2 separate regions of the Homo sapiens genome follow, and region 2 is linked to region 1. Evidence: read pairs that join two places in POLR2A ChIA-PET (ENCODE). Cell type or tissue: PC-9. All regions are shown on one strand.

Region 1 (2,500 bases):
GGGGCGGATTTGCCCGGAAACAGGCATCTTGCCTTTATTAACTTACCCCGTCATTAACAGTAATCAGCATTGTCCGCTCCATCTAATTCTTACTGAGCACCTGTGTATGTGGTGTTGCGTGGCCTGTCCCTGAGAGACCCTAAGGACAAATGCATCCTCTCTTGTCCCAAAGCCAGCTTCGTCAACAGGAGGTGCTTTGGAAAAGTAGTGTGAGCAGGGCCAAAACCAACCAAAGCCAACACGATTTTTAAAAGTGCGGTGTGTGTGCAGGTGAATGTCAAGCCCTCACTGGTAAGAAGGTGCTCTCGGGGCCCTCTCCTGCTTCTTCAGGCCTCCCCCAACCCAGGCCCCTAGGAGCACAGCCAGATTTCCTCCCTCATTCTGCAGTGCAACAAGGCTCTCGCCTCAGTGCACTGAGCCCGCTCCTGCTGCGGGAACCCAGGCTGGAGTGTGAAACCAGCTCTCTGCCTGCCGCAGGGACTGTTATCACCGCTCCCCACGCTGCTTCCTGTCACGTATCCTGTGCCAATGCTGTGTCAAGCCCATCTTACATTTTTCAAAGTGTCTTTAGCATCATTTCCTGAGCCTGAACATTTGCTCGTCCTGCAAAACAAGAACTCATTTTACAAAGTTTCACTCAGGATTATTAGGACCACAGAGGCAAGAGTAAACACTATTCTCTTATCAGCAAGAGAGACAGAGAGCCCAGCTTTGCTGTGACACTCCAGTAATTTGCAAACCAGAGCAGGTCTGTGTGTTTTTATCTAAGTAGAGAGACCTGCTCTTCCAGTTAAAAAAATCATATTAAAAATTACACCATTCCCTCTCCCCACATAATTTAGCATCAGATAATTTTCTGCAGTGATTCCTCCTTTCTCGAGGGCTGCGAGGAGGCAGCATGGAGGTGCCAGGAGTTTGGCTCAGTGTACAGGTGGCCGGCATGTTAGTCTCAGCCCAGCTCACTGTAAATAATGCAGCCTGACAAGATTTCTCCTTTCCTTTCACCTTTCGCCTAACTCTTTCAGCCCGCTCGCTTACATCATCCTGGTTGGATTTAAATAGCTAACTGTGCCATGTTCTCCTGGACACAAACCACCGGACTGGCCACCTCCGTAGCTAGCCTCTACCTAGTAGAGCTCTGGGGCCAATGGCTGCCAGAGCTCAGCGCTTGCTGGAGTCCAGTGAATTTTCTGTCACTAAGGGAGGGAAAAACGTAGAGGCACAGGAGGTCTGTTCATGCATGGGAATACTTGCATGCCTGGGCAATGAGTTGTGTTGTGTGAATCTTACTATGTCCTGGGTATAAAGGGAAAAGATAATGTGCATCCTTTGTTCCCTCCTATTAAACTATAACTAGATGATACATTCAAACTCAGTGGTTAACTTATGAAATGATTTCAGCTCAAAAGATGGGTAGAAAATCTCTGGGAACTGCAACCTTTCCCTTTTCATTTTAAGGATATGTTAGCTACATTCTTGCGGCAGTGCAATGTTGCATGAATATCAAGCTGAGTTTAACTCCACTATGCTCCACAACAAACGCTTTTAATTATTTTAACTTTTAAGTAATGAATTATGAGTTGAGAAGTCTGCTAAGCTGTTGTCTTCAATAAGAACTCTTGCAAAGAAAAAGGCTAGAAGACAAAAATGACTGAAGAAGTTAAGGGTGAGACTAATGTAACCCACTGGAATCACATCATTCTAGAATTTTAATTAAGTAAATCTAAAAGCACTAGAGAGCCATTTACACAAATAATAGGCTGAAAGTTACCAAGCTGTGTTTAATACAGCAATCATTGTTCAAAGGAAAACCAGAAATCCTTAACCCTATGTGCAACCCCCAAAGAGAATGAATGCAGTGGGAGCAGGGGTTGAGGCACAGAGAGAACTCCTGGCTTCCCACTCAGAAAAACATTATGAAAATCCTTGCAGAAGGTATGAGGCCTGAGATAAAGCATAATGGAAACAATACATGTGCATAGATACACGGTATGCCTTTACAAATACATTAAACCACAATCCACTTAAATGATAAGAATGAAACTGAAAGCTCATTCCATCTAATAAGGAGTAAAACAAATCCCTGTAAAGTCACTTGTATGACAGGATACTTGGGATAGGCTACATGATCTTAGCAGTCACCTTTGAGCTAATTCGGGCCTTTTGCCAGGCCAGGCCTGCATATCTCATTGATTAGGGCAAAACACACCAAAGAACTAAATTTAGGAACACGCAGGTGATTGGTTAGAAAAACCAGTCCACTCTGGACACAGCTGAGCCCACTAGATGGAATACATTTACAATCCTAGCAGCATTTGAGTACAGGCTTCCAGATTTCAAAGCAAAATTAGATAACTCCCTTATTCCAAATAAATTAGCAATAACTCATGACTTCAGTGACCTCGCACTTCAGTGCTTCCTAAATGAAATGTGATTTTCCTTGTTGAGATGTAATAATGCTGGGTACGTTGTTAGTTACATTATTTTTTATACTTTTTTG
Region 2 (2,500 bases), 1.3 Mb before region 1:
CAGTCCCACAAGACTGCCACCTCTTGAGATACCAGTTGCAAGTTCAGGCCTCTGGAACTTCTGTTCCTACCCACTTCAAGTTGGGTTCCTATGACTCCCCCTTTGGGTTTGATTAATTTGCTGGAGTGGCTCACAGAACTCAGGGAAGCACTTATACTTACCAATTTATTATTAAAGGGTATTACAAGGAACATAGATAAGAATGCATGGGGCAAGTTATAGGGGAAGGGGCATAGAGCATCCATGCCTTTCCAGGACATACCACTTTCCAGGAACCTCCATGTGTTTACCTCTCTGGAAGCTCTCCAGACCCATCCTTATGAGTGTTTAGGGAGGCTTCATTACATAGACATGATTGAATAAACCTTTGGCTATTGGTGTCAACTTAACATTCAGCCTGTCTCAGCTCCCTGGATGTTAGGGGGATGGGGCTGAAAGTTCCAACCCTCTAATCATGCATTTGTCTTTCAGGTGACCAGCCCCAATCCTACAAAAAAGCAATGCTTTAGATATTCTAAGGAATTTAGAAGTTGTATCCCAGAAAATTGGGTGGAAAGCCAACCAAATAAATATTTCATAATATTACAAGTACAATTAGATGTTTTGAGAGAGCGAGAGGTCATATTCATGCAACTTTTGTTATAGTATATTATTATAATTTTCTATTATTAGTTATTGGGTTATCCTCTTACTGTGTCTAATTTATAAGTTAAATGTTACAGGTATGAATAGGAAAAAACATAGTATATATAGGCTCAGTACTATTTGTGGTTTCAGGCATCCACTGGAGGTCTTGGAATGTATCCTCCATGGATTGGAGGGGATCTGCTCTATTCTTAAAGCAGTGGTGTGGGATGGATTGAATTGGTGGGAGTGGTGGTGTAGATGGAATGACAAGGAGAAAATATAAGACTGGAGGAAGAAAGTCTAGTCTGTCAACCTAAGATAATTGAAAGAATCAGAATCCAGTTTAAAGAGTTTATTCAAGCAAAAAGCTGGGAATAGCCATTCAGGAGATGCAGACTTCAGAGAAATGGGGTCAGTGCTCTGAAGTTAAAAGTTAAGGTTTTGCTTATGATGGCGGCAGCAGCCCGTATGTAGCAGCTGCTGCAAAGATGCTGGCTGCAACGGGGGAGGAGCGGTCAGGGCTGGGAACAGGTGGGAGCCCTGCGCTCTACCAAGTTGGTGGGGTGGGAGCCCTGTGCTACTGGGCACAACTGCAGCCACCCAGCCACGGGCTGTGGTCCTGGCCATCCCCGTGCTCTTGGGGGCCTGGGAAATCTCTTTGCCCCCACAGGCTTGGAAGTGCCTGCTCCCACTCCCTGGTCTCTCCCCGATCCCGGCACCTGTTCCAGGGCAGAGCAAAGTTGTGGCTAAGCCCGGGTGGTGTCACAAGCTGGCCAGGTGTGTGTGTGCTCAAGGCAGTACTGACACACCAACCCCTGCCACCTTGACCCCCTCCAGACTTTGGGTGCCTATGAGCATGGGAGGAAAATGGAAGTGAGGCTGAGGGAAGCTCGGCTCAGGCCTGAAGGCATCTCTCAGCATGAACAGCCTGGGTGCCATGGACAGCATGTTGATGGTGACAGGAGGCAGACAGGCTCCTGAGTGGAAAAGGGTGGGTCCCAAGTGAAACCCCATCTTTAAGCCAGGGAAGGCCTGTAGCCTGGGGGCTGGGCTCTCAGTTCTGTGGACCACAGTGAGAACTTATGGTGTCTTTTCCAAGCCCACCCATGGCCGCCTATGGACCAATCAGCATGCTCTTCCTCCCTTCTGAGCCCATAAAAACTTCAGACTCAGCCAGATTCACACAGACATTGGGACTACTAGCTGCAGGAAGGAGCTACCCACTTTGGGTCTCCTCAACTCATTGGGACAACCTCCCTATGGAGAAGAGCTACCCACTCCTGGTCTCTTCTCTGCTGAGAGCTGGACACTCATTGGGATGATCTGCCTGTGAAAAGGGACTACCCGCTTCCGGTGTCCTGAGAGCTGTTCTGTCGCTCAGTGATGCTCCTCTTCACATGCTTCATTCTTCCCAGACGTGGGACAAGAACTCGGGACCTGCTGAATGGCAGGACTGGAAGAGCTATAACACAGAGCTGAAACATGATCCTCACTTGCCACATTGCAGGCAATGAGAAGAAGAGAAGAGAGAAGGTGAAAATAGCTGTGGCCTTTGGAGATCCCAGACCTAGGAGCTTCCTAAGCCATTGCTGTGACACTCTCTTTGGGGCTCTGCAGTTCCTGGTGTCTACAAGCTTCTGGGCACCACAGTGTTCCCTGGTTCCTGTGGTGGAAGCCACTTGTGGTATACCTAGTCCAGCCGCAGCCTCTCAGGGAGCCAACACCTGTGCCAGCACCTGGAGCTCCCTGCCCCACTGCAGCCAGCATGCTTGGCTATGCACAGTGGCCAGACCCTGTGCTTGCTTACACACCCCTTGCCACTCCGTGCCTGGCTCACCCTTGGCAGGTGTGGGATCCAGGCTGGTAGTATGAG

What was found. ChIA-PET counts read pairs that join two places held together with the same protein. Peaks named below come from ENCODE experiments on the same cell type or tissue, not always from the same donor. Only the 100,000 strongest peaks of a DNase experiment are listed, where the experiment ranks them.
Region 2: POLR2A ChIA-PET joins it to region 1 with 7 read pairs; 1 of 35 experiments calls an interaction of 5 or more read pairs at or near these places.

The regions. Positions count from the first base shown.
Region 1 is chr6:108,796,757-108,799,256 of GRCh38, reverse strand. No RefSeq gene overlaps it. Among named protein-coding and RNA genes, the nearest start is that of LINC00222, 46 kb to the right of the region's middle. In PC-9, no CTCF peak of the experiment used is centred here; a DNase peak (open chromatin) is centred at 986; H3K4me3 peaks cover 1,231 bases; H3K27ac peaks cover 1,942 bases.
Region 2 is chr6:110,138,035-110,140,534 of GRCh38, reverse strand. The region is part of intron 3 of WASF1 (WASP family member 1); the gene reads left to right. Among named protein-coding and RNA genes, the nearest start is that of WASF1, 40 kb to the left of the region's middle. In PC-9, no CTCF peak of the experiment used is centred here; no DNase peak of the experiment used is centred here; H3K27ac peaks cover 64 bases.